3 separate regions of the Mus musculus genome follow, and all the other regions are linked to region 3. Evidence: chromatin loops called from intact Hi-C (ENCODE). Cell type or tissue: heart. All regions are shown on one strand.

The links. Peaks named below come from ENCODE experiments on the same cell type or tissue, not always from the same donor. Only the 100,000 strongest peaks of a DNase experiment are listed, where the experiment ranks them.
Region 1: it touches region 3 in a loop (4-fold over the local background); 2 of 42 quality-filtered maps call a loop at or near these places.
Region 2: a loop joins it to region 3, with 3 times the contacts of the local background. A loop is called at or near these places in 7 of 42 quality-filtered maps.

The regions. Positions count from the first base shown.
Region 1 is chr19:36,435,496-36,443,495 of GRCm38, reverse strand. It overlaps Pcgf5 (polycomb group ring finger 5), which reads right to left. Exons shown (of 10, transcript NM_001368691.1): 4 at 6,286-6,341; 5 at 6,134-6,193; 6 at 3,349-3,497; 7 at 554-652. Among named protein-coding and RNA genes, the nearest start is that of Pcgf5, 30 kb to the right of the region's middle. In heart, a CTCF peak has its summit at 3,170 (motif pointing right); no DNase peak of the experiment used is centred here.
Region 2 is chr19:36,260,453-36,268,452 of GRCm38, reverse strand. It overlaps Gm32027 (a long non-coding RNA gene), which reads left to right and starts at 4,260. Exons shown (of 3, transcript XR_386674.3): 1 at 4,260-4,435. In heart, CTCF peaks have their summits at 3,610 and 5,528 (motif pointing right); DNase peaks (open chromatin) are centred at 3,832 and 4,362; H3K27ac peaks cover 2,362 bases.
Region 3 is chr19:36,344,582-36,352,581 of GRCm38, reverse strand. It overlaps a transcript of Pcgf5 not described here. Among named protein-coding and RNA genes, the nearest start is that of Pcgf5, 61 kb to the left of the region's middle. In heart, a CTCF peak has its summit at 3,541; DNase peaks (open chromatin) are centred at 3,141, 3,621 and 4,221; H3K4me3 peaks cover 2,404 bases; H3K27ac peaks cover 1,940 bases; H3K27me3 peaks cover 496 bases.

The DNA.
Region 1 (8,000 bases), 91 kb before region 3:
GTGTGAAGGTGCCAAATTGCTTGGAGCTGAATTAGTCAGTTGTGAGCTCCCATGTGGGTGTTGGGAATTGAACCCCGGTCACCTGGAAAAGCAGCTAGAGCTGTTAACCAATGAGCCGATCTCCAGTCCTGTAACTAAAATTGTTTAAAAACTGTAGACCCATGCCGGGTGTGGTGGCGCACGCCTTTAATCCCAGCACTCAGGAGGCAGAGGCAGGTGGATTTCTGAGTTCGCGGCCAGCCTGGTCTACAAAGTGAGTTCCAGGACAGCCAGGGCTACACAGAGAAACCCTGTCTCGAAAAACCAAAACCAAAACCAACAACAAAAAAAATTAAATAAATCCTTTAGTTACAAAGGCATCAATGTGATTTACTTGGGATACCTTGTTATAAAATGTTACATAAATTTTACATTCCAAAAATTAATTTTTAAACATGAAAATAAACATTTTCTATAAAAATTAGTTTGAATATATTCTTACTTTACTTCCTTTGCTAGAATTTTGCTATAGATCAGAATCATCAAATTCACAATTAGATATGATTTTACGTACCTCATAAGAACTTGGAAGTTTTAGTTTTAAACTTAGAAACTTTTTAATAGTTCCTACAGTAACTCGTGTAGAACAGCGAATAAATTTCTTCATGAGACCCTAAAGGAAACAAATGACAAATTAAAGACTTTCACTTGTTTTTGCTAAAACCTTCAACCCTTCTGGTATGGAGGCATATTCTTGTGATCCCAGCATTCAGAAGGAGGAGGCAGGATCTGAGTTTGATTCTGCGTGGGTTGCAAAGTGAGACGGTCTCATTAGACCACCCCAAACCAACTAAGCCAAACCCAACCCAACCATCTAAACTAAACCACAGCCAAAGGCATGCTTTTCACTATCTATTGAGTATTTTCTAAATGCAAAGCAAAAATGTTCAATTCTCCTAAGCAAAATGTTCCTAATTATAGCCTGTTATTTACATGACATTCTTCAAGAATATCATTCTAGCGTGTGAATTAGCAAAACCCTGTCAAGTACGCAATCTGTCTTTCTCTAACATGTTTTTTTTTCTATAAAGAAAGCAGAGTTTAAGTAAAAGGACACAAAATATTTTGTTAAATGATGTTACTTCTGAAAGCAGGAGGCACTTGTTAAGTATAATGGAGAACCTAAAAATAACTTCAGAGACAGAAGTAGTTTGACATTAGCCTTGGGAGAGTTCTGGATACTGCATCTGCTCCATCCACAGCCGCCTTAGTACCTGCAAGCTATACAGTGTGGGCTCTGGGTTGAGGAAAAACACTCCCCAGGGACAGGCTACCGAACATTACTGTACATCACTAAGTTCTGTATGCCTTGATGTGTCTCTTGTTTTACATGAAGAGTGCTTCTGATTCACTCTTTAAGCTTGAACAAAGCCCCCCACCCCAGGTGACCTGTACTGCCTCCCACAAGTTATTAATAATTCAGAGTTGTCAAAATAGTTAAGGGAACATTTTTAGGACATGACAAAAGAGTGTTTCTAGAATTCATAATTCAATAGACTGACACAAATCTAACACAATTCCAATCTGTATTATGTAAAAGTTGATTTGTAAATACTTAGAAACAATGAGCACTTTCTCCAGGAATATTTTATAATGGAACCAAATGAAACTTGCACTGCTTCCTGGCTGTGTGCACCTGAGAACTACTGTAGAGCCAGCTACAAAGAGGGCAACGACGGTCGGGGGCAGAAGACAGGATGGTGGAGAGGAAGTAGGAGCAGAGCTTCTCATTCTTTCTTTCCTGACATATGGAAAATGGAAGCACTGTGATACACACCAGGGGCTCACAAGAGACTGCCGGGGAATCTGTGCCTAACCCTCCTTGCTCAGCTATCTGGAAAGGATCAGTATTTCTGGTATATCTGCATATCAGAAGATATACTGCATAGATACAACTCAATGATTCTTCAGTTTTGTGTTTAGTATTATGCTTTAATCTCTACCAATCAGAGGAATTGCAAGCATGATTTTAACTTCTTAAATTGAAATACAACACCATAAAGTCACTGTCTAAAATGAACAATTTAGTAGTTTTTATAAAGTTGTTCAACAATTACAATATCTAATTCCAAAATTTTCTTTTCCTCCAAAGAAATCCTTTACACACGAGCAGTTAGCAGTTACTTCATATTCCTGTTCCGACAACCCATCTAGCAACTACTCATGTGTTGCAAGTGACAGATCTTTTTCTTACTAGTTATATTAACTACCACATAATGAATTCATTTGCTTACTATAGTCAAATATATTCATTGCTGAAAGATGCTGATTAAATGAAAATCTAAGTTAAAATTATTTGTTTTTAATTTCCCAATATAAAGTACCATTATTAGTAATATAATAGCAAAGAAATTCAACCCAAAAGAGCTATAGATTAGCATAGATGAAGAAAATTAGAAACAAAAAATAAATATGAACTTGTGCATAAAACAAAGTACAGAGAAAATCAATGCCCTCAATGACTAATAAGTGCTTGGACAAAGTGACAAAAGACTACTTAAGAACTAAAGTAGTAAATATTTATATGAAAGCTGCTGCCAACTAAGAAACCAGGACACGCTAGATATTCAAACCCCAAGGAAAATAAACCACGGAGGCAGCAGTGAGCTTTCAGATCTAAGAGTCAGAGCAATGTTTAGGAGACAGGATGAAGAACAAGGATTATGTAGACAATAATAGAAGTCTCTAAGGAGTTTATCCACTCATAGACACTTGATAACACAGCTTTACTTCAAAACCTACTCTTCTCTTAATAAAATATATTAGCCATGACATGAGGCTTATAGAGTTTTAACTAAAAGCAGAAGACTACACAACATGATTGAGGTTAGGCCTGGAGAGACGCCTCAGCAGTGAAAGCCCCAGCCCTCTTCCAGAGACTCAGGTTCAATTCCCAGCGGACACCCACAGGGCAGCTCACAGCCACCTGTGCTTCCTTCTAGGGGTTCCCACACCCTCTGCTGGCTTCCACTGTCATCATCACGCATACGCATGACACACAGACATACATGCAGGTAAACCACCTACACATATAAAATAAAATTAACCTCTAAAAATAATAAGTTTAAAGATAATAAAATGGTTGGAGACACAGCTTAAATCATCGGTCTGAGTTTTGGCTGCTGCATTATAAAAATTAGCCACTAGATGGTGGCACTGGTCTGGGAGAACTGGGCTGGGAGGACAAGCTACCAGGAAAGCAACACTGGCTATTCCCAGATTTGGAATTTCAGAGAATGGTATTCAACTGCATTACATTAACAACAACAACAACAACAAAGGTAAAAGAAATGAATTCTGCCCACTCACCTTCACTACGTTGTCCCCTGACTGCCCATTATTTCGTAAACAGTCCAGACAGATAGCAATTTGCGGGTCACTTCTATGATAGTCCTTATCATCTTGGTTTTCATCACCTTCCTCATCTGCTTTAGACTTGTCAACCTTCGAAATATCATCTGTATAATTGAAGCAAGACTCATGTAACTCAAAGTTTAAAGTCAAGCAATAATATGGCACTCACCAAAGCAATGACCAACCTAAAATATTTCATAACCTCTCTGAAGACTGACTGAAAATATCAATACTTTCTGAAACCCTTCAACAAAGTCAACAATGGAAAGAATATCCATCAGAGGCCATCAGAAACTTAAAACAGCGTAATATTTCTAGACTTTTTGTATATCCTGGTTTATGAATTTTATCTTACTTTTCCTATTTTATCCTTTTAAAATATTATTGGATTTGGTCTTTAATTTGGGGTGAGTTTCACTGAGCTTCATGTCTGGTTTATAAAAGACAGTATCTGTACATGGGTTTAGTGTAAATGTGGGAAAAGAAAGAGCCTTCTTCTCACCTTTGTAACATACAGAGTAAGATTCGGGATTAAGAAATATTCTAGATTAGCTATATTTGGACACAAAAAAGTGCAATTAGTGGTTAAGACACTTTAGAAGGCAAATAGGATACAAAATTCTTCCTAATTCAATAAAAGATGTGTTCAAATTAAAACTAAGTTGGTATCCTAAAAGTTCTCAAAACTTGAAATTATTTATAAAACCAACTACAGAAAAAATAATTGTAAAAACACGCTTTATAGCCACTTAACATGTTAAAAATTCCATTAAGAAAATTTGAATATATTTCCTATAACAACATTTACTTATACTGTTACATGAATACAACTGTATCGACTGACGTATATGGAATAGCTTGGACAACGCGTTAGACGTGCAGTGTGCTTAGTCTGAGGTAACAATAACACGATTAAAGGCATGAAGACCGAACAGGAGATACCCCCCGCCATAGGCTCATGTGCTTGAATGGCGGTGCTGTCTGGGAGGTTACGAAGCCTTTACGAGGTGGAGCCTCGCTGGAGGAAGTGGGTCACTGGGAGTGGGTCTGGAGGTTTTACTCCCCAGCTCCACTTCCTGGTCTCTTCTTTGTGACAATGGATTCAAAGTGACCAGGAGCCTCCTGCTCTTGCTCCCATGCCTTCCCTGTCATAACAGCATCCCTGAACTGTCAGTCACAGAGTAATCAACTTCCTTTCTCCTTCCCTTTCCATCTCCTCCTGGCTGCTTCTTGTCACAAATACAAAGAGTTACCATTCTCATCATTATGGTGCTAGAGCCCAGGAAAAGATAAAAGGGCAAGTGCAGGGTGAGGGATAAATGAAATACACAGCTAGGTAATTCATGTATCCTCATTTACATAGAACCCATGTACAGATACTGTCTTTTATGAACCAAACACCTAGATCAATGAAAAGCCTTCCCCTCTTCAAGTTAAGTCTAACTATTGAAGCCATTCCGTATCCATCTTAAATGGCACTGATTTTATGAGACTTTATAACTCATAAAAACTCCTATGTGAACTGAGAGACTAAATTCACATATGCACAGAGGCCACTTTGATTTTAGAATCCTGAATGAAGTCTGTGTGTAAAAACATGAAGAATGATATTACTTTATAGCTAGATATCCTTTTTGTGGCTAACATAACAGCCACTCTGTATGTACATGCATACACATACTCTGGCCAGTAATACGTTCCACTCTGCTGAAATTGTTGTTGTTACTGTGTGTAAATGTGTGCATGGATGTGCATGTGTTCATGGAGGCCAGGAGTCAGTCAATCTTGGATGTTCTTCCTCAATGCTATTGACCCTGTATTTTTGAGGTGGGGTTTCTCACTGGCCTGGAACTCAACTATTAGGCTGGGCTGGCTGACCAGCAAACCCCAGAGACCGGCCTCTCTCTGCCTTCCCAGTGCTTACATAAAAACCGTGTGTGCAGATACACATGTGGATGTCAGAGACAAATCTCTGAAGTCAGTTTTCTTTTGTCATCTTCAGGGACTGAGGGACCAAAGAGTCTGTGCAAAACACTTGTACCCACTGAGCATCTTGCTGGCCCACGCCTCTTTGTACATGACTTCTGGGGATTAAACTCAGGTCCTCGTGCTTTTGAGGCAAGCATTTCACCCAATATGCATTCCAGCTCTCTCGCTCTCTCTCCTCCTCCTCCTCTTCCCCCTCTCTCTGTCCATCCATCTCCCTCCCAGCCCTGCTGAAATTATTATTACCTGGGTCTCCAAGTAGAAACTTGGACACTGAGTCTGGTGACAGGAACATCTTGATGAGTACACAGAGACACTTGCTGACAGACCTAAGACCTAAGCCTGAACCACTGTTCCCACCTGTGTTCCCTTCAGAGCGTCAGAGCACAACAAATCCTGACCTGGTTCTCAGCCACACTCCACCTTTGTCCCTATTAAAGTGGCGTAAAGTGAGGTAAGACTGAGATGCTCTCAGGATCGAGGTGCACACGAAGCCTGTTTCTTACCTCAGACCTTTTCCTGTCTTGAAACTATGGCTAGTATTTCTATCCCGTTTTCTCCTTCCTTTTCTCCCCAAAGTCCAATGTCCTCTTTCCAATTACCTTCAAGAGGAGTCATGCAGTTCTGCATAGATTCAGATAAACTCTCATGCAGGGCTGCATGAGTCTTGCACAGGAAAACGTTGAGTGTGGAAAGACATTACTCTACCAACATAACAGAAAGCAGAACACGAGAGAAGCCGTCAGACAGTTACCTTGCCCATTTTCTTGAGGTTTGTTTTTCTTCCAAAATTCCAACTCACGCTGAAGTTCTTCTAATTTGAAGGAAAAAAATATGAAAACCATAGGAACATGAACTCTTTAATGGAAATACAAAACCCTAGTCTGTAGAACCCAGGGAACTCACGTTCTCGTAGTCCAGGCACTAATTTAAAGATAATTTCCTCCAACGTGTTATCCAGCCTGCAGAGGGTAGGCAGTGGGGATAAACAATGATGATATCAAAACCCAATATGCAAACAGTTTGTGATTTCTTACACATATTAGGAAACACAGGCAGACGATTTGAGTGTATTCACTACACTACTGTTGCCTGCCAACAAAGCACACTTACTTCAACAAGCCTTCCTCTGGTGGTATTCTTTTTTTTTTTCCCTGAGACAGGGTTTCTCTGTATAGTCCTGACTGTCCTGGAACTCTCTTTGTAGACCAGGCTGGCCTTGAACTCAGAAATCCGCCTGCCTCTGCCTCCCAAGTGCTGGGATTAAAGGCGTGCGTCACGACAGCCCGGCCTCTGGTGGTATTCTAATGCGAAAAAATAGTCCCAAAGTTCCCAGCCTTCTGTAGATGTACACTCTGCGCCTTTGCCATCCTTCCCTTGTTTAAAAAGTAGATCCCAGATCTGGGAGAACTCCCAATTCCAAGAATAAGAACTACCCTGGAAAACTGCTTAGACCAAAAAGAGTGTTGGACAAATGATACTGAGCTTGGACCTAGCCTTAGGGGGCACTGCACTTCCTTCTGTGCTCCATGGAGAGCAGCAGGAGGGCCTACATCACTCCAGGGCCAGTCCATCCCAACACATGGCGGACACCGCAGGCAATTCAAGTTGCAGGAGTGAGCAGAGCTAACTGCGGGCAGACTGCTCATTAACCCACTCCAAAGGTGAAGAGCGAGGGATACCTGCCTGCCAGGAAGCATTAATTTAGGTGTGCTTTGTCATGCAGCAACAGCTAACATTCTCACTCTTCAAATCCCGACAAGAATTTATCATCTTTTCTAAAATCAAATGCTCCCCATTTCCTTCTCTGAGGAATTCAGGCAGTGTGACCATTCTAGATCCATAGACAAACGTGCACTCATCTCAGCATTCTTATCTTCTGTTCCTGGCTGTGTTTCCTCAGCCCATTCCTTTGCTTTTCTACAACACCCGCTCTTGCTTCAGCTTGGTCCTGCTAACAACATTCTTCGCTGACATCAAACATCTAAAGGGGCAAGATCTTTCCTTAAGTGTCTTGGAAAGCTATTTCTGGAGGTGGAAAGACGGCTCAGCAGTTAAGAATACTTGCTGCTCTTGCAGCAGACTCGAGATCAGTTCCCAACACACAAGTGGATGGCTCACAACTGCCTATAGCTTTGGCTCCAGATCTAATGCCTTTCTCTGGATTCTGCACATACCTGACACACATATGGATATATATAGACACTTTGTTTCCTAATCTTTTTTCAACCTGAATTTTTTTGAAAAGCATAGTTTGTTATGTTTGTTCTATACTGTTATTGCTTTTACCTTCCTAAACTCCCTATTAATTAGTCCCTAGGACCAGGATAGTTTAGCAACAATCTGACAGCATGGTGTAACACTAATGCCCGGAAATTCCCTTCCCTCATTTTAATTTTTTGCCCTGTCTATGTGCCTAAGTATTTTTTTATCCAACTAAATTCAGACCCCAGTGTTGGGGAGCAGGCCCCAGGTCTCCTCACAGATATCAAATCTGGATGGTCAAGCTCTTCACAGAAACTTCCCTGTGTAGGACTATATATCTAATACGTGTCTTTCCGTAGCTTCAGACCAGCTGTGTGTAGTCTGCATATAGTAATACAATGGAGTGTATTGTTGGG
Region 2 (8,000 bases), 84 kb after region 3:
CAATGAAAACTGGCATGCTAGGCTAGTCAATTGCACATGTCACATAGTTGATACCAGGACTGTTACACGGACCACACTGAGTACCAAAGACGTGCCCAACATTTACTTGTCAACTGTCTGCAACACGTGGTCTTGTCTGAAGCCTTTCCTTAACTTTCCAGGAAGACCTGGCTACTTTCTTCCTATTCCTATAGTTCACTATGCCTGTGCCAGGGGGTTTGGGGTTTTTGTTGCCATTTGTTTGTTTGTTCATTGTGTGTGACACACATTATAGTCACCTGGGAGGAGAGAACCTTATTTGGCAGATCTCCATTGGATGGCCTGTAGGCAAGTCTGTGGAGCATCTTCTTGATGAATGATTTACTGGGAGGATCCAGCCCATTATGCAGGGTGTCACCCCTGGGAAGGTAGCTATGGATGATTTAAGAAAGCAAGCTGAGTAAGCTGAGGGGAACAAACCAGCAAGCCCTGTTCCTCCAGGCTCGGTGGTCTCTCCCCTGGCTTCCTTTAGTGACAGACTTTGACTTGCCTTGTAAACCAAAGAAACACTCTCTTTGCAGGTTGTCTTGGTCAGAGAATTCTGTCATAGCAAAGGAAAGCGAAGACAACGCCCTTCATCCAAAACACTTAACATTTTATTGCTCCCCCCCCCCCCCCACATTGCTTTTGTTTTCTATTTCTAGAGTGGAAGTTACTTCAGGGAGGGACTGCATTCCAATTTTAGGATTACAAGCCCTTACTGTAGCAGTTTGCCTAGAGATTAGACACTCAGTAAAGGCCCGTTGGATGGATAAGTGTAGAGTCATCTTTGGAAAGCAAAGCAGATATCCATGTTGGATTCTCTTCCTCCACTTTATGTGGTAAGTTAAGTATTTTAAATTAGCGTTCCTTGGATTCTCTTGATTGCAAATGCCAGTGAATTTGTCCTCTGTAATGGATTTAAATAGCCGATAAGGATCCTGAGAAGCTCACACAGTTGAACTTGTGAGCATCCAGCCATTAAGACAGGGTTCAGAGCCCCAGCCGCCTAAGGATCAACAACTTACCAACCTTCTTCTTAGAGTAGATACAGCCTGGGCTGTCTTCTGTTCCATTTTGTTTGCCTTTAGATCTTCTGCAGATTGGCTTCTTCCAGCTTGTTAGGTTTGGTGACCTTGGCCAACCAACCTCAGCAACAATGACAACAACAAGAACAAGCAAACAAATAACCGATAAATGGTGTGTCCAGAGTTTGAGTGTTGAGAGGTTTTGTGTGTGTGTGTGTGTGTGTGTGTGTGAGCATGTGTGTGGTTGTGGGTATGATGCAGAGGAGCAAGGCTGCTACCAGGAGTGAGAAAGAAGTCTTATCACTTTTATGAAGGATAACTTGCAATGTAAAAGAAAAAGTTGTCATCAGTAGTGAGCGGGAAAAGAAAGGCAGACAGACAGGCCAAGAGCAGAAGCAGTACAAGGAAGCTAGATACATCTTCTGTCTCTACTCCACTAGTAACAAGGGCTTGGGCAGTCTCTGGCGTATCTGTGTGCCACAATTCCACGCATGCCTTTCTGAACGCTGTCCTCCCCTAGTAGAGAGCCATTCAAGCCATGCGCAAAGCTTCCCTCGCCGCTGAGCGTTTTATACGCCTTCCTAGAGCAAGGCATGGCTTCTGACTTATTCGCTAGCTTTGACTCTCCTCCATAAAGCAAGACCGACAATAGCACCTACTTCACAGCATAGCTGTGAGGCTTCAACAGGAGCCTGCTTTTGTGCATGCCTGAAAAGTGGCAGGGCAGGAAGCTTGTCCACTGTAGAAGAGTTCTAATCTCAGTCAATGGGATTTCTGGGCTCGTACTCCTTCACTAGATCTATAAAGGTCTATTCATGGGGGCGGGGTTGGGGGCTGCCGCACAAAGGTGCAGTCTCGCCCTGCTCACCACAGCCCGTTATTACATAAGAGCAGTTGGACCGCAGTTCCCCTGAGAGGCAGGAAAGGAAGAGGAGAGTGAGAGAGGGCTCGGAGGCCTGCATGTAACTAACAACTGTCATTAGAGTTGGGGAAACTCGTGGGAGAACTTTTGTTTTTCCTTTTAATGGCAGCAATGGTTTACCTAAAAGAAATGGCCCCCTTTGAAAGAAAATAAAGACCGTTTCCTGACCCTGTATCCTCCTGATCCTGCCTTTAGCCGACTTACTTTGCAATTCCTACCCCAAAATCCCTGTTCCTAGGATGTGATGTAGAAGTTAGTCCTGTCTCCCGTTATCTCACTCCAATTTCTTGGTCGCCTCAGGAAATGCAAACTAACTTTAATATTGGTTTAAGCAAAAAACAGAACAGGATTAGCTGGATGCTAAGAAGAAATAAAAAACACTCGCTCAAGCGCTCAAACAGAGGAAATCAGAGGGAGCTATGCTCCCATTTCTATGCGCCCCAGCAGAGCAGTAACCTGTCACTTTGCCGGTGACTTTTATCTCTTGTGTCTGTCAAGGATCTCTGAGCTTGAATAGCAGCATGACTCGAAAAATGTATACAGTACTCTTATTCTTGTGGGCTAATGTGAGGTGTGAACAATCAGAACAACCCCTCCACTGAAACAAAACAAAACAACAACAAAAACAATAACACCCTCACAAAACGAAGTTCAGAAACCACGAGGCAAAGTGAGGGGGAACAATTTTCTTCTCCGTTGATGCTTTATGGTTTATTGTTTTGTGGTTATTTTCACATACTTTACAATTGTCCCGCCTTTGTCATTATTTCTCTCAATAGTCATCAAGGAAAATATTGAAAATTAACACATTGTCTGTTCCCTGGTGGCCACATTCAGAACTCTGAAATCATTGTTAGTGGGGTCTAGTGGGTCTGTCAGATTGCTAAGTGAGGAGACTCTTCAGCATGCGGAGAGATAGCCAGAGGAGCTGAGGCATCATGGGAGTGCTTGTAGCCTTTAGTTCATTTGATTCAAGCAACAGCTCTGTGAGGTAAGCTTTCTGTTTCCCATTCTGTGGATGAGGAAATCCAGGCTTACATCCTCTTGCCCAAGGTTACCTAACTAATAATAAATGAGGAAGTGCCATTTCAATCCATACAACCAGAACAAAACCATAACCAACATTTATTAAGCATTTGACATTCTAGGAAACCTTAACAGGCTTGGGTGTTTTAGCTCATTTAATCTCCTGAGCCACTCTAGAGACAGGGACTGTGAACTTTTCATTTACAGAAGAAAACTCTGAAATATTCCAAGAGAATTCCCATATGCCCAACTCAAAGCCAGCACACTGGCAGGAGATGGGGGTTCCCATCTGTACTTTAGTCTTGAAAGGGGTCTTCATGCCCTGGGGGTATCATTGTGGCCCTGGCATAAAGTGCCTGGGTTTCAGAAGGCTGGTGGTATGAGCTTTGCAGTAGACTGTTCTGGCAATTATATTAGTAAGCAATTACACTGTGTTCACTGGTAGAGATGTTGTTCCAGAAGTTGAGTCAGAGGACATTTTTTTTTAAGAGAGAGAGAAAATATACTATACTCAATATTTCCTTTTAAAACTTGATTCTCTAATCTTTTTCTGCCTCAGGGTTACACTGCTGAGAGAAAATGACTGAATGTCTGCCTCTAGGGCTTTCCAATGTTGCTCACGTGGCTGGGGCAATTTTAGGCTCCAAGAAGTAGCAGAGACCAATCCCTGAACTGGGTACCAAGCCAAGAGATCTCCAAGGTCATTTCCAAGAAGAAAAATCAATATGTCTGGAGAAGTGGGATCCAGCTCAGAAAGTTGGGTCACGACTGGGCCATCATAGGCATTTCTCTGGCTGGTACAGGCTGTCATTGACCCTTGTAGATGTTAAAGGTCAGTGCATATCAGTGCAGGTTATATTTACACCATGGGCTAAAATTAGCTGGCATGCTCTCCTGGCAACAAGGAGGATATAAGGTTCCCGATTTATCCAGCAATGCTAATTTTGGCAAAACCCAAAATGGTTCTTGTGTTCTCAATGGATAGGCATTCAACTAGAATAACATCCTTTCCCTTCCTTTCCCTCTTCTAGTCATTATAGGAAATGTCAAATATAAACCTAGCTGACTTTGGTTCAGCACAAATTCTTACAAGTATGGAAGTCTTAATGGGGGTCTTGTAAACTCCAAGGGGTTAGCAACGCCTCAGTCTAGAACAAACCACAAGAATGACATGTTAACACAGTTTTCAGCAAATATCCGAGAACAGTGAGCCACTTCATTGGAACATTTGCATTGTGTTCCTGGGCTATTCAGGGGAGGGTAGAGGAGGCCTGCTACTCATGGTGAAGGCAGCTAGCTCTAAACCTCCCTTAGTGAGGGATGACCTGTGTGTATGGATTCAACATGAAAGACTGAGGAGATCCGTTATCAAAATGTACCAAAGAGTTGTACTGGGACGTGTGCCAGGCACTTGTGATACAGCCAATAGAGAGCAGACCAGGTAAGAGAAAGAACCTGGATAGGTTTTAAAATAAACCTGGTCCAAACTGCATGGATGGTCTCCTTGGAGAGCCAGAGAGATGACTTCTATTTACTGATCAACTCTCGGCTTGTCCTTAAAGGGAGACCAGTGGTCATAAAACTTAAATAAAGTGCCTGGTGTCTGGAGATAACTAAAAGACTTAAATGAAGTGCTGGGCGTCTGAAGAGGACTAAAAGAATAAACATGGGGGATGTGGGAGAAGTATCACCTGGGAAGATCAGGGAAGTCTCAAGAAGAGGAAGCAACTGTGATATTAAGGTGCTGGAGAGATATACTGGAAAATGAAAGAAAACCATCTGTTTTACTAGATTTAAAGATAGATGTCTGAAAAATAAAACTTTCCCATTTTTTTCTCTTGCCAGCCTCTGTAAATTTGTGCTTACTGATATCAAGCTAGGACTATGCCTTTGTCTAAGTATTATTTTTTTCTTCCACTTATTTGCATGATGGTTTATTCTTGCATTCTTTGATATGCATGCAAAAGAACCCACCACATCTTAGAGTTAATTTTTAACCTAGTATTTCATGTGTTGAGCTTTACAACGTAGTTACAAAGGAAGGTCTAGTTTTCCAATGCTTTTATGAATTCATTTTGTCATTCATAGCTTTGATTTATCTTCAACTAATTTTGTAGGGTCTGAGTTACTTGATTCAACTTTCTCTCTCAGACTCAGGTCATTCCTTTGTTTGAACAGCATGTATTAAATAAATAATATTTTCCCCAATGAATTAAAATGTCAATTTATGACTGTCTAAATGTATTTGAGTGTGTACTGTATTTCAATTAGAAATACATTTGTTTAATTGACTTATTACCACATTGCTTAAATTAGTGTGGTTTTATAATGTGCGTTAATGTTTACCCATCCATTTTAAATTTTAGAGTGTTTTTAGCAAGTCGAGGTTTTTGTTTTTTTCACATAAAAACATATGACTTAGCTTGTTTTAACTTCAAGTAGTTTCTATTGGTAATTTAAAAATTTAATTTTATGTGTGCAGCTATTATGTGCATGTTTGTCTGTGTGCCCTGTGAGAGCCTTGTACCCACAGAGGACAGAGGAGGGCATCAGATCCCTTGGAATTAGATGGTTGTGAGTTGCCATGTGGGTTGTAGGATTCAATCCAGGTCCTCTGGAAGAGAAATACATGCTCTTAAACCACTGAGCCATTTCTCCAGTCTCCATTTGGTAATTTTATTGGAAGGTATTTCAAAATTATAAATCCACTCTGTAAAAATTGACAATTTTATGACCTGAGAATTTCCTATCCAACAACAAACAACCCTTCCACTTGCTCACTATTTTCGGTACCTCCACACAAATGTTCCTTTTCCTTTCTGTGGATTGCCAGGGCCTCATGCACACTAGAGGGGAGATCTGCCACTAAGTTACACTCTCAGCCCCAACATGTTCTTAATAAGCAACATATATGAAAGACTGTGGTCTGGGTATGAAATCTCTTCCACAGGCCCATAGGCTTTTTCCCAGGCTATTTTGGGAAGCTCTCAAAACATTAGGAGAAGGACCTACATGGAAAAAGTGGATCACTTGAGGACATGTGCTTAGAGGCTGTATTGTGTCCTGTGTCTTTCTTATTTTTCCCAGTCCTGACCATTGCTAGGTAATGAGTCTGCCCCACTCTTTTCTGGTTGACTGCTGTGTAGTAGTTTCGTCCTAGATTGAAACATTCCATTCTCCAGGGAAGTTCCTGAGGACAGAAAGTAAACAACTCAAAATAGCTTCAGGAAGTCCCTGAAACTGACGAGATTCACTAGGCCCCTCTACTCTGTGAGTAAACACTAAAGACTCCTGAGAAATATTCTTAAAGAAGCCAAACTTCAAAGAAGACTCAGACCAGCTGAGTTGCCCAGAAGATATGTAGATCAATTCATCCACTTGGAAAGAACATTCTCCAGACTGTAGTTGCCTGCACGCCATGGCCATGTGTTGTGCTCTGAGCTCCTAGCTGGGCCTTGGTGATGCAGCTGTCGTTGAGTCATTTCTGCTCCTGTAAGTAACCCCTTACCCATATCCCTGTAATTAATCCCAATGAAACTCATTGTTCGCCAAGCTGGACTTCCGTGGTAGTCATACTTTGGTCTTTTGTGGACTTCCTAGCTCAGGTGAGCAGATAAGTGTGAGCTTCAGCCCCCCAGCAAAAGTCTGTCACACAACACATGTGTATGGATTTGGGGTCATTTACTTGATTATGGGCAATGTACCAGTAGTTACATCCCTGAAGAAAACATACAACCACATTCAGAGGACATTGACTTCCAAAGCTTCTTAAGGATAGAAACTCAAGATTGAAGGGACTCGCCTGCTTAGGCATGGTGAGCACGGCTCTGGCAGGCCTTACCCTTCTCTCCCATTCCATCTACCTCGCTAAAAACCTTTTGATTAAATTCCTAAAACTAGCCACCAAGGTCTAGTCCCTTCCTCCTCGTGAGGCTGACGATCGATCAAGGTCCAGCTATCAAAGTATTGGAGTGCAGCAATCAAAGCCCCCTTTGTCTCACCTAATTAACAGGCACATCATCTTTACTCAGGGTTTCCCCTTGTACCTTTATAAACTGTCATTTTCCCTTGTGTCATGTCTGTCTCCTCTCTATCTAGAGGCAGTAGTCCTTTGTCCTCTAGGACAAATGCCCCTCCTCCCTCCCTCTTGTTCTCTTCCCCTTCTCCCTCATTCTCTGTCTCATGTCTTGGTCTCTTATTCCCTGCCCTCTGTCCCCCTGGGGCAAATAAATCTCCTTTGTGCTGAGAATTTGGTCTTGGGGGTCCTAATCTGATACTCTTCCATGATCCCCTGCCCTATATGTGTTGGACTGATGGGCTCCGTCTTGTGCCGGTCTTGTATGGACAATGCAAGGTCCATGTATAAAGCACAACATTTCACAGTGCTCATCGCCACACCCCCCTTACACCCTTCAGATCTCTCTCCTGCTGACTCTTATTTTTGACCTTCAATCTCATCTTCTCTTGCTTTTTACAACCCCTTAATTCTTTATAGCCCATTCTAGTATCTACTTTGTACTTCAGTCAGTTCACAGACTGCATTCCCTCCACTCCTTCCTGTGCCCTGTAAATTACTGCCTGAGATCTCTGCAAATTGTTTTCAGTGTCTTAGGAAATTATATAAAATAGTTTCTTGGTTATAGTTTGAGAGGCAACTGAATTTTATGATCTTATATTAGCTTCTTTGTTGCTTATTAGCTATAAGTCTAGTTGCTGGCAGTAATTGAATTAGGGTTTGTAGGACTTTCCTTTGATTACCACATTCTGAACCATTTCATGCTCGCTATCGACACCTTGCAACAACATGCTTCTGTTTCTTTTCTCCCAGACCTTAGGACCTGGTTGACCTCCATTTATAATTGCAGGCAGATCTAGCTCAGGGTTTGGGGAAAGAAAGGGAAGAGAAAAGAAAGGTAAATCTGAAACCAATCTTTTGAAGAACAGTGTGTTCCTCTGAATGTTTTATAGAGGGGAGTTGCTAAGAATGTTAGTTATATAAAGGTTTG
Region 3 (8,000 bases):
GTTTTTCTTTTCTAAAATCGCCATGTATTTTCTTACGATTCTTTAACAGCTCCATGTAACACAGCCTTTGGTTATCCATCATACTTTCTCTAAGTAACTTTGTAAGGTTCTCCTAGTCTCTGATTATCCCATACACTTCTCATACTGCCTTTCATATAGTAAACTAAGAGAATGTTTAAGTTAATCTACATAGTGTATAGAATAAAAATGTAGTTAATTTATCAATGTTTATTAAAACAAATACTTAGGAGGCCTAGAAACTAAGCTTTTTTTTTTTTCAGTTCACAGGATGTAGGAATATAGGTATCACTTTAATTAAAAATTAAAAATTCAGAACAGCACAAATGTAGCCTGTTCCTAAAACCAAAGAGTTGGGCCAGACCTCAGGGGCCACAGGGGTCATTTAATCCCTCCGTGTCAGCCCCACGGATGCATACGTGTGGAATGTAGAACAGTTAGTATTTATTTTATTGTTGGTTTGTTTTCTTTTGAGACCAGGTGTCATTTAGTAAAAGCTGGCCTTGAACTCATTACGTAGCCCAGGATGACCTTGAACTCCTGATCCTCCTGCCTCAACTTCACAAGTACTGGGATTACAGATGTATGCACAAACACACCCAACTTTCAGATATAACTCATTAAGAGCCCTTTCTATACCAGGTCCTTCTACAGTAGACCATGCTCACACAATCCTTCAGTGTACACAGCACCAATGCTGCCACCACTATGTGCACGCACGTGTACACACACACACACACACACACACACACACAAAATGAGAGAACTTCTCCCAAAGTCAAGTACCTCATTATAGAGAGGGCTTCCTGCTAGACACAGAACTGAAATTCAGGCTTTCTTTTCTACTGACTATTGTTACAAATGTAAGACCCACTACGTGAACAAACTTATGTCTCCAGATACCACTATGCTAACCAAGACAGAGCGCACATGAAAAGTTCCATGTCACTTTCATTAAAACTTAGAGACATTAAAATTGGTAGCATCATCACCATAAAACTGCGAAGGCCTATTCTTATTTGCCAGAAAAACTCCTTTCCTAGTTTTCACTTCTTAAGTATGTTATCCACTGAAAAGCCATTTGTCCAACCAGATTCAGCAAGTATTTGTTGAATCCCTCAGATGGGAGACATGGGAAGATACAAATCCAAGTGAGGTATGATTTTACTCCCTGTAAAGTGTTCACAAGCAAGAGGCAGACAATCTGTTAGTCGGAGGAGCAATTCCTCCCCACCTGTTGGTACTTGGACTAACGCTGGGGCTTCCACAACAACACAAACTCCAGATTCTAGGTTCTAGTCCCAGCTCTGAATCTTGAGCAAATCCCTTTACTACCTAAGTCATTTCAGAGACGGTTCTGAAAGGATGTAGCCTGCAACTTCAAGATCTCTTGTAGCTAGCTCTAAAATGCTGTGTTCTCTGAACTCGGTCTTGAAGTTACACTTCCAGAAATGACTAGTTGCGAGGATGAGGCAGGGCGGCCACTCCTATTCAGCAGTGGACCGTGGAAACACTGAGAGCTGACTGTACTGCTACGAAACTGAGGCTGAGTAACACGCTCTGCAGTTTATTCTTTATAATAACATACTTTATCAAGGTAGTCATCTGAGTATTAAGTACTACATCCAAACCGTCCTCCCATATTGACTTGTAGCTCTAATCCTTGTGATATTCAATCGAGTCAATTAAAGGATAATTTTAGACAACACCTTTTAGCTACTATTCTGTGTCCAAAATCAACAACACATTAGAGTTAGGGCCCCTGACAGAGAAAGAACGCTTTGAGTTTGTTTAAATTAATACTATATTATATTACTGTGACAGTTTTCACCACCACTAAGAATGAGTTTGGTTTACAGGTAGGAGGAAAGAGGAATGAAGAAACACCAGTGTTCCAAACGAACGGAAACATTCAGGCCTGGGACAACTTGACTACGCTGATTTCGCTTTAGCAGTTTTTCCATTTTTAAACTAGTAGCTCTATTTTTATTTACTCAGTAATAAACGTGGTGCCAAAGCTTCATATCCGTCTTCATAGTAAGCATCTTACAACAGGATGCTTAAAGGTCTGTCACTGTGTGCCCTTAACTGCACAGCGGAGGAAACGGATCGATCTCGAGAAAATCACACCGGTAAAGAGAAAGTGAGAACTGTACCCTACTGGCAACTTGCCCACCAAAGGCAAGGCATTGCAACTGTTGAAGATCGTCCTGCCAAGAATGAGGGAGAGAAATGTATTCATTCGGCATGTCAACAAACATAGGGTGCCCCGAATGTATATGAGGCTTCTGTTGACTCGAGTGTATACATGAACAAACAGGTAAAGTCTTCCACTTTCTCCTCTGTGAAATTTACATTCTTGTAGGGGGAGAGCAGACTTAAATAATGCTGCTACAAAGTATTTTTTTTTTAGCGATTAGGAGCTATTAAGAAAATAGGAGGGGTATGAAGTAGTTTAGGAGGACCAAGAACTAAGAAGTATGGTGATCAAGAGTATTTGTGGGGGCCTGACACTGGAGGTGAGCCCCAGATGACAAGAAAATTTGCTCTGTAGTCCTTCAAGTGTGGGGTGGGATGGGAACGTCAAGTTGGTGTTCAGGAATAATGACAGTAGGAAACATTCTGTATTCATGAATGAAAAACGAGATGGCCTTTTAAAACTTAAAAAAATAAAGCTAATCTTTATATCATCTACTTGAGGGACCAGTTGTTTAAGATCGACTCACTTTTAAGGATTCTGCTAATTACTTGGCAACTGCTGAAGTAGACACAATTACTCGAATTCCAACCATGCTGCAGACCTCCCTCACTTGACACCATTCAAATTCTGAATGGGACTGGACCGGGCCCTGCAGCGAATCAGCGCCTCCTCTGCTTCATTAACCCAGCCAGGTGGAATCTCATTACCCTTCCAGAAAACGAGAAGCAAGACTGGGGAAGGTGGGTTAGCCCTACACCCCGAAAGTTACTGTGGCAGGTTTAAATTAAAAAAAAAAAAAAAAAAAAAAAAAAAAAAAAAACCCGCCGCCCTCTCGCATGAACTCCCCCCGCCCCTCCGGGCGTCAGCCCTCGCAGAAGGGCGGCCCACAGCGAGTACGCGCGCGCGTGTGGAGCCCGCGTGAATCATCGGAGCGCGGTCCACCGGGGCGATGATTCATTCACCGCTCCGGAGCTCCCGGCCACACGTTCCCGGCGTACTATGACGGCCGCACACGCAGCTTCCTTAATATTAAACAAATGTTTCAAAGTACAGACGCCTGCAGCGAGAGACGCGGAGAGCCGGGCTAGGTGGCAGGGAGCGAGCGTCCCGGGGCAGGCAGGGGCGCGGAGAGCAAGGTTGGCTCCGACGCGACCCCCGAGGCGTGCGGTGGCGCACAGGTGGGTCCCCACCGTCCTCGCCGCCGCGCTCCCGATCGCCCCTCTGCTCTCCGTGGCATCTTATATAATAGCCCCAGCCGATCCAAACGGAAGCGGGGCGCGCGCTGCCAGGGCCGCCCGGCAGAGGTGCTCACTCCCGGAGCCCGAGGGGCTCCCCACGCAGCTTCCAGGAGAGGGGGGTAAAGGCCCCGAGCGCCCGCCCCGCGCGTCCCCTCGCAAAGGCGCTCGATCCTGGCCGGTCCCCTTCAGGAAGCCGCGAGCGTCACCAACTGCGTCAGCTTCTTCAAACACCGTGCCCTGTCTCTCTCCAGCCCGGGAGCCTTCGCCGCGGGGCCGGGGCCGCGAGCCGCGCTGGCAAGCGTGCCTCGGGGGAGGAGAAAGTTCCCGGGGACCCTCCCGTAGCCCGCCCGGCCCAGCCGCGCCGCCAGCACCCGTGCCCCGGCGTGGGCAACTTGGGACCCCCGGCTGCGCGCGACCCCTACTGCCTGCCGAGCTCTCACGGCGCCCGCGGGGATCACGCCCCGGGCCCAGCGGAAGATCGGCCACGCTTTAAAAAAGGGGGAAAAAAACTTCGCAAAGCCGGGAAGCCTCCGGGGTCCCCGAGCATCGCTCTTACCTAGCTCTCGGGAGGCCACGTTCCGGGCGGGCCGCACGGGGCGCGTGGTGCACGAGCGCGCGCGCGTGGGGCGGTAGGTGAGCAGCCCGCGCGGGCGGGGCGGAGCAGGACCCGGTGGCGAGGCGCGAGCCGCGCGGGCGGGGGGTCCGGGTGGCCCGGCCGCGGGAGGGCGGGGAAAAGGACGACGGCAGCGGAGCCCGCGGTGACCGTGACGGTGGCGGCGGAGGCGACGGCGATGGGCGCGGGGCGAGCGCGCCAAGGGGGCGGAGGAGTTGCCAGAGGGTTTGTTTACGCATTGCTGCCCGGCTCGGGGCACAGCCCGCACTCCCTGATTGGACACAAACTGGGGCACAGCCTCTCGCCGCCGCCCGCCAGGCCTTCTGGAGCAGCCGCCGCCGCTGCTGCGTAGCTCCTGGAGCGCCTGCGGGTCACAGCCCACCGCGGTGCCTGGGCTTGAAGGGGAACAGCAGGGGTGACCGGCAGGGTGGGCGTGGAGCGAAGCAGGCTCCTGGAGCTTGGAGCAGCCCACCTGTAGTGGTGCGACCTTGGCAAGGAGAAACTTGAAACTTCTCTGGCTTGGAAACTGCCTATGCTCCAGGGGTTGATTAGATACCCACCCTGCATCCCCTCCACCCCAACCCCACCAGGAAGCTTGCCTTGAGCAGATAGAAAAGCAGCTCAAATATTAATAAGTCTTTGGTCAAGTCGAGGCTTCTTGTCGAAGCTGATCCGTAGGAGCTCACAGTACTTCTCTGCCTCCCGCTTCCCTGCTTTTAATCTCCTTGCTTCCACATGACATTCAAAAAGTTGTCCCTCCCAGAAGTGACCTCTTCGCCCTGGTGCTGAGCATCTTCTGAGACTTCCCATGGTCTCGGCTTCCTTCACAGGCGAACTTGCACATCTTCAGCCTTCTTTCTACTGCCCAACTGTCACCTCAGAACCTGAGGCTAAATACCATGCCTCAATGCGTTGGCAGATTTTCATTGCCTGAATCCTGTTCTGTTCTCTGCCAGAGAGCACTGGGCTTCCCTCTACCTGTTCACGTGCTCCCGATCTCAGCTTCCTCCTACCACAGCAGTGTGTAGTCTTCTGGATTCCCTTACTGACATCAGTCTGATTTGGGGATCAGTCTCTATCCCCAAGATACCTTCCTCCCTCATTCTATTCAATGTCTTGAGGAAAGTGACCAAGTTTCAACAGGGCTCCAGCAGCCTGGGAGAAATGAAACTGAAAATTATCCTGTGTTGTCTGAGTGTCTGGGCCCAGGGAACTTTGAATCTTCGAAGAACTGAGAACACAGACTCCCCATCTTGTCGAAAGCAACCGCTTTTGACACCCAAGTGTGTCCTCCGTGTTTCCTGTCTCTGTATTCACTCCCTACATCTAACTGTGTGCCTCTGGACTCAAAATGGGTAATCAGCCCTAGGTGGTATGTGACTGAGCTCTGCTGCAAAGTGAATAAAGACAGTCATAAAGCAACAGGCACAAACTCAGTCATTTTACAGATGATTAGGGATACTAAGAGCCATCTAGTCCTGATAGCATAGGTGGATTCATCTGGGCTGATCAAACACTACTTCTGATCTGTCATGAGATGGACCCTGGTCCGTCGTGACTGCTGGAATGGCTGGATTTCTTTGTCTAGATATGCTGCATATAGTCCCATTGGGAAGACATCTGGACTCTGGAGAAGCATCCAATGAACTGTTTCTGTCTCAGATAGTTCACATAAGCTACAAATACATGGAAGGAACTTCAGTTGCAACTAAGGGAGGGTAAGGCCATCCTGAGATTAGCTGTCAATAAAAGCAACCCCTCCCCAAGGCTCCAGCTTGGGGGTGGGGGGAGGGCGAGCAGGGGCCAGTAGGAAGGAAGCACCCAGAGCAGTGGGGCAGATATCACAGAGTGGAGCTTCTCCTGGAGACCCCTTCAAAGCAAAGGGTCCTTCCTCCTCTCCTTCCTTTCTCAGCCTCCCAGTCAGCAGCACGTGGAAGAAGCATGAGAAGCCAGTGCACTTGTAACTACTGGCTAACGCATGGCACGACCGGTGTTAGGGAAAGGAGAATGCAGCCCAGAGCGTCGTGATAGGTGACAGATGTCCCAGGCTTGGGTGCAGCATCTGATTGCCTCTGGGACTCATCCTCCAGGTCGGTTTATTCAGTGTGAGTGAACACCCTGTTCAGTCGCCCACCCCCTCTCCGGCACCTTGTCCTCCCTTTGTATAGTGACTTCTTTCTCCTAGCCTTCTCCTTTCCTACATGGCATCCTTCCTTAGCTGTCCTTTCTCACCTTTCTGTTTGTGCTTCCTTCCTTCCTCTCTCCTTCGATTCTCCCTCTCTAGGTTCTGGTCACACCATCCCTGTGCCAGCTGCGGGCACTGGTATGAAGAGCCATGCCCACCTTTCCCGTTAAGGCCTTCAGATTTAGATGCCACTGTGCTGTGGCCCTTTCACACACAATGCTAGACAGCTATCTTATGTTATCTTCAGTCTTCAGCATACACTCATTGGTTGAGCACCGCTGGATAGAATTTAGTGGCTTGCCTATTGTCTGTCCTCAAAGGAGCCTCTGCTTATGCAGGTCACTTGACGACACCTGCTTACTCTTCGAGTTAGGTTTCCCTCCTCACTTTCTTATCCTATAATTTCTCATTATCAGAAACGCCTCCTCAAACCCCAAATCCCAACAGTCCAGGACGTCATTTTAAGTCCTCAACTGGAGGAGGTAGCATCTCATCACATTTGTGAAGGGGGAATAAGATTTGAAAGGCCCGAAATTGATCAAGGAGGAGCATTTTTGGTGGAACAGGAAATAATATGGTCCAACTTGGCTGAAACATGAAGGAAGGCTAACAAATTAGAGAATGTTCCATCATAGTCCCCCAAAAGAAACACTGTTCAGAAACCTACATTAAATCCTAAATACGTGTATAGTTCGGATTATTCGAACCATCGCGTTTTACAGCCACAGAGGAGTGCTAACACTGTCTAGCCCAAAAGGTTTTAAAATAAGAGATCCATGGCTGTAAGGTTCGGGTACTTGAACACCAAGGTGATTGAACATGGCCATTGAAGTCTACTCATATTCAGATACCGTCTCTGATAAATGTTGTGCCATGTGACCTTGAACTCACATACCGTTTCTTCTTCAACACATCAGGGAAAATAATATCATCTACTCCAGTGGCTTTTGTGGAAATTAGTATATATAAAAAACTTTATAGTCAGTTTTGACAACATAGACAGCCAGAGAGCAAGGAGCTTAAACAGCAAATATTTCTTCCTAACTTTTAAAGTTCAGAGTTCTATGAGAATATTCTTCTTTTCAGCTGTGCAAACAGACAACTCCATGCATCCTGGCAGTGGAAATGGGGTGGGTGAGATAGGATTCAACAGATATGGGTGCGTATCGTCATGCTTCCTTCCCATGCTAGAAGATACCAGAGCTGGAACGAGTCTCTCAAGCTTTTAAAGCCCTCATTGGGAATGTTTGATATGATATGGGCAGTTCTAGTGCATCGTATGCATTTGATGCCATCAGTGGGGACATGGCACGGCACTAGTTTGCTGTTTAAAGAAGGTCTCAGTCAGGCTTGGTGGCGTGCACACTTTTAATTCTAGCACTTGGAAGGGAGAGAGAGGCAGGTGGGTTGCTGTGAGTTCAAGAAAAGCCTGGTCTACACGGTGAGTTACGGTGCAGCTAGAGCTATGTAGTGAGACCTTGTCTCAATGTACCCCCTGCCCCTGAACCCCAAAAAAGGAAAAGAGAAAGAAAATCTTAGTTGTCTTTCTAGTTCCAATTCCTGTCTATTTCCTGACTACAATGGCATACTATGAAATTCCAGGAGGACATGGGCTATATTATCCTGTCAGTTCTTAAAAAGACATGTTTTTCCTTTATCTTATAAAGTCAGTAATTGTTCCACTTTTCTGTCTTACTTCAAGCCAAATTTATAATTCAATACTTGATCTCTAAAATCTACCTTATA